Linked DNA regions of Homo sapiens: all the other regions are linked to region 3. The links are chromatin contacts, found by Hi-C or POLR2A ChIA-PET in ENCODE. All regions are on one chromosome and are shown on one strand. Each heading gives the region's core, a stretch centred on a gene start or an enhancer-like site at or near the end of the contact. The rest is flanking DNA. Distances are from core to core; before and after follow the strand shown. Region 1 overlaps MN1 (MN1 proto-oncogene, transcriptional regulator). Region 2 overlaps MN1 (MN1 proto-oncogene, transcriptional regulator). Region 3 has its middle 110 kb from the start of LINC02554. Region 4 holds the start of CPMER (cytoplasmic mesoderm regulator).

The links. A loop is a pair of places that touch in the nucleus more often than their neighbours do. ChIA-PET counts read pairs that join two places held with the same protein, here RNA polymerase II (POLR2A). Pooled maps may share reads with other maps.
Region 1: a loop to region 3 is called in a pooled map, with 2.9 times the contacts of the local background. The contact joins two enhancer-like sites. A Hi-C loop is called at or near these places in 1 of 168 maps with a recorded cell type or tissue (cardiac septum) and 2 of 50 pooled maps. POLR2A ChIA-PET finds 5 or more read pairs at or near these places in 2 of 52 experiments (BJ and OCI-LY7).
Region 2: a loop to region 3 is called in a map of chondrocyte, with 2.6 times the contacts of the local background. The contact joins two enhancer-like sites. A Hi-C loop is called at or near these places in 1 of 168 maps with a recorded cell type or tissue (chondrocyte) and 1 of 50 pooled maps. POLR2A ChIA-PET finds 5 or more read pairs at or near these places in 2 of 52 experiments (MCF 10A and WTC11).
Region 4: a loop to region 3 is called in a map of mammary epithelial cell, with 3 times the contacts of the local background. The contact joins the promoter of CPMER here to the enhancer-like site in region 3. A Hi-C loop is called at or near these places in 2 of 168 maps with a recorded cell type or tissue (chondrocyte and mammary epithelial cell). POLR2A ChIA-PET finds 5 or more read pairs at or near these places in 2 of 52 experiments (AG04449 and MCF 10A).

The regions. Positions count from the first base shown.
Region 1 is chr22:27,784,045-27,787,212 of GRCh38, reverse strand. The region is part of intron 1 of MN1 (MN1 proto-oncogene, transcriptional regulator); the gene reads left to right. Among named protein-coding and RNA genes, the nearest start is that of MN1, 16 kb to the left of the region's middle. RefSeq lists an enhancer at 1,289-1,816. Within about 2 kb of position 1,848, at least 4 of the 41 ENCODE cell types and tissues checked have a DNase peak (open chromatin) inside an H3K27ac peak, as active enhancers do.
Region 2 is chr22:27,747,172-27,750,763 of GRCh38, reverse strand. MN1 (MN1 proto-oncogene, transcriptional regulator) reads left to right here. Exons shown (of 2, transcript NM_002430.3): 2 at 1-2,487. Among named protein-coding and RNA genes, the nearest start is that of CPMER, 34 kb to the right of the region's middle. RefSeq lists enhancers at 441-1,311, 3,328-3,592. Within about 2 kb of position 1,828, at least 7 of the 41 ENCODE cell types and tissues checked have a DNase peak (open chromatin) inside an H3K27ac peak, as active enhancers do.
Region 3 is chr22:27,419,069-27,422,327 of GRCh38, reverse strand. No RefSeq gene overlaps it. Among named protein-coding and RNA genes, the nearest start is that of LINC02554, 110 kb to the right of the region's middle. Within about 2 kb of position 1,492, at least 18 of the 41 ENCODE cell types and tissues checked have a DNase peak (open chromatin) inside an H3K27ac peak, as active enhancers do; they include mammary epithelial cell, where a contact is called at or near this core.
Region 4 is chr22:27,713,325-27,716,547 of GRCh38, reverse strand. CPMER (cytoplasmic mesoderm regulator) reads left to right here and starts at 1,578. Exons shown (of 5, transcript NR_186699.1): 1 at 1,578-1,667.

The DNA of each region.
Region 1 (3,168 bases), core at 599-3,098, 360 kb before region 3:
AATTGTCTGGGCAGAAAGCTTTGAATGCCTTTTGCCGGGCTTTGCTTGCGTGCACACACGCACGTGCACGTGCACACATACCACACAGGCCTGAGAAGTCTTAATAAGAAATGAATAAATAATTTTCTCCCCCAAGAAGAAGCTCATGCAAAGTTTTGGCCTCGTTCAGTTTGAAGTAGACGCGTATTGATCTCCATGCGGTCAATTTTTGCCGAATTTGTAATCCTGTTAGGCCTCCGGGAAAGGCATGATTAATTTACTTGTACATTTCACTATTTTGGGTCAGTTTAGTTAATAAGCATTTATTTTGTGCTCAGCGCCTGTGAAGCATTTTGCTGGGATTAGAAGTGTGTGTGTGTGTGTGTGTGTGCGCACGGGCATTAATGGGCCCGGATTGCCTGGCATAGAATAATGGCCACCAGTAGTCTAGGTTCCCACCACCTCCTCAGGACAGGAAGAGGAGGCGAGTGGCGCCTTTCACCATCACTCGTCCAGGAGGAGGGAGAAAAAGCCCAGTCGTTGAGCAAACCCAGCCTCCCAGAACCTTGGAGACGGCCAAAGAACACGGGCTTCCTTCTGGTGCCTTGGTTCTCCGACCCTGAGAGTTTCCCAGCATTAATTCTTAATTGACTGGGAGTTGAGCACTCGTGTGGGCCAGAGGTCTCTGCACATGGGTGGACAGTTGGGAATCTTCAACCTCTTTGCAGTACCTTTTATGCTGCTTCCTTGACACATGGTGGTGGTGGTGGTAGGAGGATGTGTGTGTGTGTGTGTGTGTGTGTTTAACTTTTAAGAAATGCATCGTTTGACTTCCAAAGAAGGAAGAAAAAGTATGCATAAGTCTCGGAAGCTGAGAAAAGGAATAACAAAGCAAAACAGCCCTCAGCTTTGGCCTTTCCTAACACTGAGTCTGTAAAGGGGAGCATGTGTCATTTTGATGGTGCGAGCACTTCAGCCTGGCTTCTTTGGGGGGCCCCCCTCTTCCTCTCTGGGCTCCCCACAGCCTTCCTGTCTCTCTGCCTTCAGAAGATGGGCTAAAATTCCACTCAAAAAACAACCATCAAAATGCCAGGGTTCGGCCATAACAGTTTTTGAGAAATGGTGTTTTCGGCACCCCCCACCATTTGCTTAATTCCTCGCTCATCTCGTCGGTTCCCACCAAGGCCTTGCCTTTGCAGAGTGAGGGCCAGACGGAGTCTTTGCGGCGCTGAGCCAGCCTGAAATGAACTGAAGGCGCTGAGGAAACAGGCATTTGGAGAGATGAGGATACAATTTCTTTTTTTATGTGGGCCCGTTAAAGTCTAATGGACATTGGTGTCTGGCCTTAAATTTGGAGAGGGTCTTTATCTAACCCTTAAAACTGGAGTCGTTTCCGGTAATTACGACACCCCAGGCAAGACCACTAAATCTTCCAGAGGCTTGTCTGGATGGCCGTGGTGGGGCTGGGAGGGGCCATGGGGGGGGGGCACACCTGTTACCTGTATCAGCTATAATTATGACATTTCTAGACTCCTGGTTTTAAAGGAAGAATTTATGGGCTAGGTAAAGCCGGAAGAGAGCAGCCAGAGGCGTTCTGGCTTATGGCAGCGAAGTTGCAAGAGCCCCCACGCTCGGTGCCCATCACGGCCCCTGCATTTCCTTAATGAACTAATTTAGTTCCCCAACATTTGGTATTAAGTAAGTAGTTATTTTGGGAATCGAAGAGAGAAAGAGCTGGAAGACTTTAAAAAAACTTTTTGGAAAAAAGAAAAAGTATTGCATTTTTAAGTTTGAGACGTCTTGGCGTCCAGGCGTAAGATGTGGGGGAGGACTCCTTTGGTGCGACGTGGCCGGACGTGGAGAAGCGGCCGGCCCCATCCCTGCCTGTGTTTTTGCTTCTCGACAGAGGGGGTTTTTCCGTTGTTAGGAACGGCGGAGGCCACAACACCCAGACTCCGAGCAGTTTGTTTGGAAGTATTGTTTAGATTATTCTCGCTTTTCAAATTGAGACAAACTTGGTTTAATGGGAAAATAGCAGTATTACTATCTTGGTGTGTTTGCTTTAGCGTTTAAAAATAGTTTGTTTTCATATCCCAAATTTCATCCTTTCCTTGTTTGCTTGTTTGATGGAAACCCGTGTGTGTGTGTGTGTGTGTGTGTGTGTGTGTGTGTGTGTGGCGGATGCCAGCACGCACATCTATATAGATGCCGGCGATCAAATAGTTGCAATCGTCCAACCAAAAAACGATTGCAATTTTACATCTGGCTAAAGGGACTCATACCATTTGTTTTTAACTTAAACCATCTTGTCCCTTCCTTCGGCATCAGCACACCACTCCCCAACTCCCCCCGACCCACAACCCAGCAGTATTTATTTCTTCCTTAAAAAAAGGAATGCCGGCCTGTTCGCTAAGGTCCCTGTTGGAATAGATTTTCAGAGGTTATGTATTAAATGTGTTTGAGGGCGATTTCAGCCCTCAGCCTGGTTGTCCCAGTACTAATGGTAGCAGGGCCTATTACAGACAGGCAAAGAATATTGTAAATGGCTTATGCAGAAAAACCATTTAGATAAAAATGCAATTTTCCCCTCTGCATAGAGTGCTAAGAATTAATAGCACATTCTTTCTAAATGGGTATTTTTATATTATATTTTCCCCCTAATGAAATTCTTTCCCCAAACAAGAGCATGTTTCATTTTAAACTTTAGAGTAAAATTGATCTGTTTTTAAGCCTGCAAAAACTGGTGTCCTAGTTCTCAGCAGGCCCCTACCTTCCCTCCTCTGCGTCTGAGATTTTTGACATTAGATTGTGTAGCGGATGGTAATGGCGGTTGTGTTTTTTGACAGTCCATCCACATTGAGGCTGAAATAGAGAGAAAGGCTGGGTTTGCCCACATTTTGGGTGGATATGGGGGTGTTTGGCGGTTTCAACAAACAGAGAAACTGGTCCTGAAATCTGAGCCGTGTGCACTCAGGCCTGGCCTGGCCTGGGAGGAGGCTCAGTTCCCTGCTCCCTGGGAGTGCCTGTGATCCCCTAGGTGCATCCCCTGCTCCTGGCTTCTGTATGACTGCAGGGGAGATCCAGGGTCCCCAGTCCTGCTCCCCTTTATACGACTTCTGGGAAAGGGGCTGCTTCCAGCTCCCGAGTACCCTCTGAGGGGCAGTTCTCAGGGGCCGGCTCTCTGCCAAG
Region 2 (3,592 bases), core at 579-3,078, 330 kb before region 3:
TTAGTGGCATATGGACCGGAAAGGGTTAATTTAAAGGGGGGGAACCTCAAAAGTTTTTTTAAAAAAGAAACTTGTCTGCCACAGTATGTTACCAGTGTTAACCCTTCTGCAGTTAGCAAACTTTTGCTTAAGCCTTTTTCCTCTAGATACTCCCCATGTTTCGGTAATCTTGGCATACATTTTTTAGATGACCTCTTTCCTTGTTTTGTTTTCATGCTGCTGTATGTCCAAGTATTGTTATTTCATAATAAGACAAGAGTTGCTTTCTTTTTTATTCTTTTTCCTTTTCTTACCCCCTCCCCTTTTATTTTCTTTTTGCTTTGTTCACTGCTTATTAAAATGGAAATCCTGGAGAATAGTAGTTCTGGAATATTGCCGGGTGAAAGTCCAATTGTCATCACAATGTTATATATTGACACCCCAGTGTCATCAGTCAGGCAGGAGCCAAACAATGAATGCCCCTCTTAGGTATTCCGCCTGGGATTTTGTTTTGTCTGTTCCCTAAGAAAATATATTTTCATTCCTGCAAACACAGTGCTCAGCCTTCAGTTCCCTTCCACTTGAGTTCTCTCTTCTCCTGCTGGAAGCCGCCCCTCTCTGCGATGGACGTGAGGACGTGTCCAGCTCTGCTCTGTGGGAAGGAGTTGGAATGTTCGACAGCAGTGTTTTCTCTCCTTTTCTGGGCCTCCTCGCAAATGCCCAGGCCCTGCATTTTCACGCTGTGCTAAGCAGCCTTTGGTCTGCATGGGGGATGGTGTGCTCCCAGCCTGCAGTCTTTGGAGCAAGGCTGCTGCCCGTGCCTTGGGTGCTGGAGTTGGAGGAGGCTGTTCTCAGCCCTTTCCCTTTTCTGAAAGCTGTTCCTGGCCGGGCATCCCAGGGAAGAAGGAGGGGACTGCGTGTATCTCCTCCACCTCTCCCATTCCATCCCCAGTCCAGCCTGGGCAACCCCACCCCTGGGAGGGATGAGGCACCCTCTTGCTCAGCCTGCTCAGCCTTCTCTGAGCCTTTGCAGGGATCTGCAGACTCCTGAGGGCTAGAGGACAGAGAAAGAGAATAGAATGAAATGACTTTGATTCCTGCGCCTTTTAGTTTTGAACTCTGGAATTCCTCTGCCCCCTCCCCAACATTTTTTTGGAATCTCACCCTGTTGCAAAACTAGAGCCATGTCCCAAGCATCTCACAAAGGAATAACTGCTCTGAGCAGAGATGAGTGGTGGTTGGCAGGGGCAGGCAACTTTGGGTGCTGCTGATGCCTGCAAAAGCCATTTATGGCTTGTGGTGGGGGGCACATAGATTCCCCGGTGGGTTAGACAGGAAGTAACTGATATCACTTCACCCAAATATATAACCGTGATGGTTATCTATTTAATTTCAGTTTTTGTTAACGAGCGTGTCTTACTAAAACGCTCCACTTTGAGCTCCCCCACCCCCTCCAGGTCCTCAGAGTTTGCAGATCTGGGCTTTCTAAAGCAAGTGACCTGAAGGCTCTGGGCTCACCATACAACACCCACGTTGTTTATTTCAAAGAACTTTTCAGCGAAGGGAGAGGAGCTTTCAGAAAAACCTCACTCTTTCCCCTCCCTTCTCCCCTCTTTCCTTCTGCCGGTCCTTTTGGCTGGGGTCTGAGTCTGCGGTTCTCGCCTGGGCAGTCTTGACGAGGAGCAAACCCCGCCTTCAGAGGGCAGACAAAGCAGGTGGCATGAATTGATCAGCGAGAAAGGTGTGAGCCGAGGCAGTTCCTGCGTTCTGCTACAAAAGGAATGGAAAGGGAAGGGAATTTCCCCCCACCATGGGCTGTGGGAGAGTTGACCGTATTCTGGGCAAGACTCCATGACCCCTCTGATTCTGCAGTGTACAGCTGTTTGAGAGCCTCATCATTTTACTTTTGAAACAGGAATGATTTCTCCTTAATTGCTTAAGGCCGGGGAGCAAAGTGTCTTAACTTCTGTCTTTGACTTTCCCAGCGTTGAGTCATCAACACTTTGCCAATTAGCTCATGGTCCTGGCAACCTCAGAAACCCCTGAAGTTTTAAAAACTTTCTCGCTCCCCACGACCCCAGAATGAAACAGCTTTAAAAATAGCCTTAAGCAAAAGGATGTTATTTCATTAAATTTGGTTTAATGGAAAGAATAAAAGTAAATGAAAAACACACCCTACACACTAGACTCCGAACACTGGTAATCAGTACTGCATAGCAAACTCTTTGGGAAAGAAAACGAAAATGTTATTGCACATGTAAAATATGAAAACTTAACTCTGCTGTGTGTTAGGCAATCCTGTAATCTTTTTTGACTCTTAAAAGAAATTCATTTCTGAAATGCTTGGTTGGAAGACTGTGACAATAGCTCATGAAATTGAGTGTTATTTTTTTCTTTCTTTTTTAAAAAAATATGTAAAGTGCAGTCTTCTGTATTCCTGCATATTGTATATACCTGTATATGTTTTCCTGAGCAGTTAAATAACAATAAATATGACGTTAATGGTGACTGTGGTATATTTGTGGGTGGGGCTCGCTTTCTTTGTTTCCTCCCAACTCTATCCCCTTTTTACATCAGTCTCTTCAGATTCTATGGGACGTAGGGGTGTAGGTTTGGATGCTGTAGTGGGTGTGTCTGTGTGTGTGTGTCTGTGTGTGTGTTGATGTTCTAAGTTGGGTCATTTCAGTATTTCTCAACCTTGGCACTATTGACATTTTGGGCCTGTTAATTCTTTGCTGGAGTGTAAGGGGGGCAACTAGGCATTTGAGGAGGTTGAACGGCATTCCTGGCCTCCACCCACTAGATGCCAAAAAAAAAAAAAAAAAAAAACCTATCTAAACATTGCCCAATGTCTCCTTGGGGGAAAGATCCTTTGGGGGCCAAGAACCCTGTATCTGACTCATGTAGGAGGGAGGGGGCAACGGAAGTGCCCCCCCCAGTGGCTGTGTAGGGTGATGCTTATGCTTCTGGGTTCTAGTGTTCAGTTTCAGATCCTAGTAAGCCTGGGAATCTCCTGCAAGTTATGCAGCTTCTCAGCTCCACCTTTTCCTCATCTTTGAAAGGGGTCTAGCTCGTGGGGTTGTTATCGGAGACAATGCACTGGACACAACATGTAGGAAGGGCTTCATGTGCATAAAGCGTCAGCATCAGCACCATAATCTTACCACAGGGCAGCCGATGGCGGTCTGGAGTCACGCTGTCCTGGGGCGCATGCTGCTTCCTCCCCTTACAGCCATGGACCTTGGGCAAGCGGCTTAACTACAGCCCCCAGTTTTTTTGTTTCTTAAGTGGAGCAAGTAACATCTAGCTGGAAGCTCACTGTGAGCACCAGCCCTGTAAAAGGATCGGTTTGCCTATGGGCCACTCTTTGGGCAGTGGCTTCACTCCGGCATCTGCAGCCTCAGACCTGAGGCCACTGCAGACCATTCCTGTCCTTCCCTTTTGCACCTTTACCTCTCAGTGTTTCTCAAAGCATGGTCCACAGAACCCTGGCCGCAGAAACACCTAAGGGCTCTTGTTAACTCCAGATTTCTGGCCTTGTGCTAGACTACTGAATCAGAACCTCTGAACTTGTATTTTACACCTAATTATAACAGGTGCAGTTACCTTCTTT
Region 3 (3,259 bases), core at 243-2,742:
AAACCCCAAAACAGACAAGGCTAAACTATGTTGTTTTTAGGTCTGAAGAAAACGCAAGGAAATCATGACCACAAAAGTCAGGATAGTCATGAAATATTGTGGGGAGGGAGGGAGTAGAATCGAAGAGAGTCAAGAAAGTGCTTCTGGCTGGGCGCGGTGGCTCACGCCTGTAATCCCAGCACTTTGGGAGGCTGAGGCAGGCAGATCACTTGAGGTCAGGAGTTTGAGACCAGCCTGACCAACATGGTGAAACCACTTCCCTACTAAAAATACAAAAATTAGCTGGGCATGGTGGTGGACGCCTGTAATCTCAGCTACTTGGGAGGCTGAGGCAGGAGAATTGCTTGAACCTGGGAGCTGGAGTTTGCAGTGAGCAGAGATCGTGCCACTACACTCCAGCCTGGGCAAGAGAGCGAGACCCCGCCTCAAAAAAAAAAAAAAAAGAAAAAAGAAAAAGAAAAAAGAGAAAGTGCTTTAGGTTGTTTCTTGCGCTGGCTGGTGGTTACATGGGTATTTGCTTGATAGTGAATCATTCAATTATGCAAAGTCATATTTTCTGCATTTTGCTGTAGTTTTTAAATGTTTTATAATTGAGAGAATAATAAAGGTTGTGCTATCCTTAGCTCAGAGAATGGACTCTGAGGGCAGGAGTGGAGGTGGGAGGGTTTGAGAGGAGGCTGCTGCAGTCACCACTGCACCGATGGTGGCCTGGACTGCAGTGGGGACCACTGGGATGGAGGGACCAGAGGGATTCACGAGGGACTTAGCAGATAATTTGGCAACCCCCAGTGTGTTCACCAATGTGTTTGAGCTCCTGGCTTTGAACCACTGGCTCCAGGACTTCCTGTTCATAGTCCCTGACATTCAGAACCAGGAGGCCAAATGGGCCTCATTGGGGTGCCCCCAGGACAGAGAATGTGAAGAGCTTCGGAGAATGCCATGGAAAGGCGGCCAGGAAAAGAGATGGGGAAGTTGAGTGCAAAGAGAGAGCGGTGAAGAGGCGGTCCTTTAGAGCTGTCAGCATGGGGCCCCAGGCGCTCCGCGTGCCATAAGCAGCTTCTTTGGATTGTTTTTTGGCCAACACGCACAGGTCGGGTGGTGAGCTGGCCAGGACGACCCGTGCAGATGTGGTTGCAGCTGGAGGGGGGAGGCGTGCAGTGATCAACGAATAGATGAAAACCCAGTCCCCAGGTAGCCCCTCTCCGGCTCCCCAGAGCGTGTTTTCTTGCGTCTTCTTTCCCACCTCCCGGGGGTGGCCGTGGTGTTTTCTGTCTGGCTGGCGATGCCTGGCCGTGCTCGGGAACACAGTCCCCTTCAGAAGTGCCCCCCGAGTCTACCGAGCCATCCAAGCCCTGACAAACTCTTGAGGGAAGCGGGCGTCGCAGGCCCAGCTGTGTAAATGTTTTTGGTTTTCCTGCTGAGGCTAGGGGTTGAGTCCATGCCAAGACAAGCCTCGCTTGAGTTTTCTTTGGCAAGGCGGCCCGGCTCAGGAATGTCAGGCAAACTTTCCAAGTGGGATGGCCTGTTGGTGGGACCTGGGGCTGAAAGCTGAGCCTGGGGTGTACTTTGCCATCATCTAATTACCACATCCCCAATTAGAGTCAAGAAGCTGTGCCCAGGCTGGTCAGATGGGAGCCATTTTCTCGGTGTGCCCTCCCCTTTCCTGGAGGGATCAGGGCTATTTAGGGGGCTTTCTGTGGGCTTCCCCAGTGGGCATGGGTGGGAAAGTGGCATTCAGCATCCTCAGAATGATGGAGCTTTGAAGGGGATGTGCCGACTCCATTCTGGGCCCAGGCTGTGAAATTGGGAGAAGTGGCCACACCATCACTGTGAGGTGTGTGTTTTTCTTCTTCTTGTTTAACTCCATTTGGCTAACTGTGACTTGGAGCTTTCTTGGTGGATCTCATGGAAGAGAAAATCTAGAGCAGGGCTTCCAGATGGAAAATACTCCAGTGGTAGGCAAACTACGTAAATGAATGGAGCTGGCCAAGAGTGAGGCAACAGGGAGCGGCGGGGACTGGGGCAGAATGGGAGCTCATACCCTTTCTAAAGGGGCGGGTGCCTGTAATTTCAGCACTTTGGGAGGCTAAGGCAGGAGGATCACTTGAGTCCAAGAGTTCAAGACCAGCTTGGGCAACATAGTGAAACCCATCTCTACTAAAAATACAAATATTAGCCGGGTGTGGTGTCACACGACAGTAATCCCAGCTACTCTGGAAGCTGAGGCAGGAGAATTGCTTGAACCCAGGAGGTGGAAGTTGCAGTGAGCCAAGATTATGCCACTGCACTCCAGCCTGGGTAACAGAGTGAGACTCTGTCTCAAAAAATAATAAATAAATAACTAAATAAATAAATAAGGGAGTGGGTTCTTCTCAGCTCTAGCAAAGCCCAGCTGCTCTGGGTGAATATAATTCTCATGTGGTCCAAACATCTGAAATTCCAAGAGAGACCCCAAAGTGTATTTTACGCGAAATCTCCCCATCTCTAAATATTGGCAACTAATTAGATTTTTTTAAAAAAATCAATGAAGTGCTGTATTAGCCAAACAAAATACATCTGGGAGCTGGACAAGGTCTCCAGATCACCAATGTGTGACCTCTGGTCTCTGAATTCCTGACCCATAACTGCAAGCCGAGTGGACAGATGGAGACAATGACATCATCCACAACAATAGCAATAACAAAAACCTTTTGTTTCTACTCTGGGCCACCCTAGGTGTCATGCAAGCATTTTGTATGCGGAGCTTCATTGAAATCTCACATCAACCTGATAGGAAGATATCATCACGCCTACTTTATCGACAGGAAAACTAAAATCTCCAAGAAGGGAAGTGACTTGACCAAGGGAACCGATTGGTAAGTGGCAGTGCAAGAATTTGAGCCCGGGTCTGTCTGAATCCCAGCACTGGGCCAGAGTAAAGAGACTCGCCTTGTTCATTGATTCATTCATTCATATATTCAGCAAACATTTATTGAGCTTTTACTGTGTGCCAGCCACTATGCTAAGTTTGCAAGGGTTAAATGAAGGAATACATGTAAAGTGCATGGAGCAGGTAAGAACTGCTTGGTTTCCTAGCTCATATTATTATTATTATTATTACCAACATGGATCAATTTACAGCAGGGTGTGTCCTGCCCAGGCATAGAGGTGGGGTGGGCAAGAAGCTGTAAAATATGAGTAATGTGTAGCTTCTTCTTTTGAAGATGCCCAGCCTCATGGGTCTGAGTTAGAAGCTTCCATATAGGCCCTGGAATTGATC
Region 4 (3,223 bases), core at 329-2,828, 290 kb before region 3:
AGAATGTGGCAGATTGTGTTTTTCAAAGATGGTCATAACCACATCTCTCATTCCTTATGCCCTTGTAGAATCTCACCATTTTCTCATCAAGAAGTTGAGTGGAAGTTCCCTCTCCTTGAACTTGGGTGGGCATTTGAATTGCCTCAATCAGCAGAGTAGCATGGAGGTGATGCTATGACTTCTGAGGTTAGGTCATGACAATGCCATGCACTTGTGCCTGGTTCTCCTAAGTTACTCCTTCCCAGAACCTGGCTGCCATGTTGTGAGGAAGCCCAAGAAGCCCATGGAGAGGAATGGAGACCCACCCCCATGCCCCCAGTGGATAGCTCCTGCTGAGCTCCCAGCTAACAGCTAAAACCAATTTGCCAATCATGTGAGTGAGCTATTTTGGAGGTGGGTTCTCTGCCCCACAGTTAAGTTGTCTCAGCTGATGCCATGTGGAGCTGAGATGAGCTATCCCGCTGCACCCTGCATAAATTACAGATTATGATTGTTGTTGCTTTAAGGCACCATGTTTTGGGGTAATCTGTAATACAGCAGTAGATTACTGGAACAAGGAATAGGTAAGATAATGCACATGAAGTGCTTAGCACCGGACTAGGTGCATTAGAAGCACTTTTTACACAGGAGAAATTGAGCACAGAGACAGCGATGGTTTGGCCCAAGGTCACACAGCTACTGGACATGTTTTCCCGCTACTGCTTCTGCTTCTTCTCTGCATGGAGGTAGTGAGGATGTGACTGTTGAGTTCTGAGCTGATCCCAGGGCTGGGGGACTAGCTCCTCTCCCCGAAGACTGGCACCCATTGCTGAGAGCAGGGTTTATCAACCAGATCTGGGTATTTCCAGACAAGCTTGCTGCAAGTCACCTCCTCCCTGCCTCTTCCCTCCCAGGCCCTCAATGGCTGCCCCAGGAAGGTGGGGAAAAGTGGTTCGACTGGGCATTGGCAAGTGAAGGGCCCTGGAGGCGGGGAGGGGGCATCTCCTGGCACCAGCCCCTGCTTCCTGTCTGCCTGCAGCTCCTCTTCCCAAGCATGAGTGGCTTTGAGGGAGGATCTGGGTGACTCTTTCCTCTAGGCTTTAATAATACTGTTAATTAAGCAGCCAAGAGAAGAACACGGCTGGCGCCAGCGAGGGGACAATGGTCTGAAAAGGGAACAGAGAGACGCATCAACAGCTTCCCATGCAGGGCTTTCAAAAGAGCAGCTGTGGGGAGCAGGCGGGTGGGGGACAGAAGGGACACCGCCAGAGCCGATCGCAGTGTGGCTGGGCAGGGAGGCGCTGGGATGAGCCCATGCCAGCTGTCCAGCTGTGCTTCTCTCTGGCACCCCCTGCCTTCCCAGCTGGACGAGGGCTTCTCTGGAGCTTCTGGACAGGCTGGATGAAACAGGCAGCCAGAGGGCACCAGCTGGTCCACCCAGACCCCCCATGACACCTTATTTTGCCTCCATTTCCTCATCTACAAAATAGAAGGGTTGAACTAGTTTGCATTTCTTCTTATGTGCTGATCTCAATAGAAGGTGACTACTTGGAACGTTGACTTGAGAATTTAGAAGCCGAATCAATGCTCCACGGAGAAGCATGCTGGGATTGATTTGTGATGTCTGCCACGAATATAAGATTGGCCATTTGGGGCATGAATGCTATTCATGGATTGGATCTCCTAAGGTACATTCATTCAACCAATAAGTAGTTAAAAACCACCTACTAAGTGTAGGTCTTCTCACTCTCATCTAGTTTCCTCATTTATACAATGAGTACCTAGGGAGAAGTAGAGTCATCCCTCAGCATCCAGGGGGAATTTGTGCCAGGATACCACATGGGTATGAAAATCCACAGATGCTCAAGTCCTTTATATACAAAGGGAGTATTATCTGCATATAACCTACGCATATCCTCCCACATACTTTAAATCATTTCTAAACTAGTTATAATACCAATACAATGTAAATGCTATGTGAAGAGTTGTTATACTGTATTGTTTAGGGAATAATGACAAGGAAAAAAGTCATGTTCAGTACAGGCACAACCATCCATTTTATTTTTTCCAAATATTTTCACTCTGGTTTGTTGAGTCCATGGATGTGGAACCCACATATATGGAGGGCCAAGTGTACTTTCTTTTTCTCTGGGCTGTGATCTTTGGAGACAGAACAAATAGGAAGAAATCAGGGCCAAGAGAGAAGAGATATCAGGAGTGCTCAGAAGAAAGTGGTGGTATTTGCATATCGCCTTAAATCGGGTTGGCAAACCACAACCCCCGGGCTAATAAAGTTTGATTGGAATACGGCCACACCCACGTGTTTATGTATGGTCTGTGGTGCAGAGTTGAGTGGTAGGAGGGACAGAGAACTTATGGCTCACAAAGCCTAAAGTAGTTACTGTCTGGCTCTTTACAGGGAACCTTTGCCGACCCTGCTGTATACAATTCAAGGCATTTTCCCAGTCATCCTATCACTTGCTTTTCATGCCAACTCTCTGAGTTTAGCAGGGCAGACATTATGAAGTCCCATTTTCCGAAGAGGAAACTGCACCCCAGCCCCAGAAGGCCAGGCCTTGAACTTGAGCTTCCTATTTCTTTCCCTGGGCCCCCTTCTCCACGCTGCCTTCCATCTGACTCCAAAAGCTGCCAAGCTTTTTGATTTTGCTTCTGAAATCTCTGGCATCAGTCTCAGCCCCCAGTATCACTCACCTGATTGATGCTAACATCCTCCGGGATTTCTCCTTCTAAGCTATCTGATAGTGGCTAGAGAGGTTTTTCTTAAGCCCAAATCTAAATCAGGCCACTCCCTTGCTCAAAGCCCTCCCATAGCTCCCCCATGCTCCACTCCAAAGCCTGAGCTCTTTAGCATGATCTGTAAGGTCCCTGCTGCGCTTGGAGCCTCCCCTCTTCCCTGTGTATTCTGGAGGCATGTTGCTCCTTTGCTCCTCCCAGGAATTTCTCTCCACCCCTTCACACAGGATTTCTCGTTGCTAAGACCTCATTCTTTAAGGCTCAACTCAGTTCATGAGCCTTCTCTGCTCCCTCCCCATGTTCAGCCAGGTTAGTGCCTCCCCTGCCCATACTGACCTGGCCATTTGGGGCGTGAAGGCTATCCATGGATCGGATCTCTGAAGGTCCACTCATTCAACCAATAAGCAGTTAAAAACCACCTACTAAGTGTAGGTCTTCTCCCTCTGATCTAGCTTCCTCATTTATTATTATTCACTAGTGCACAGGCCTA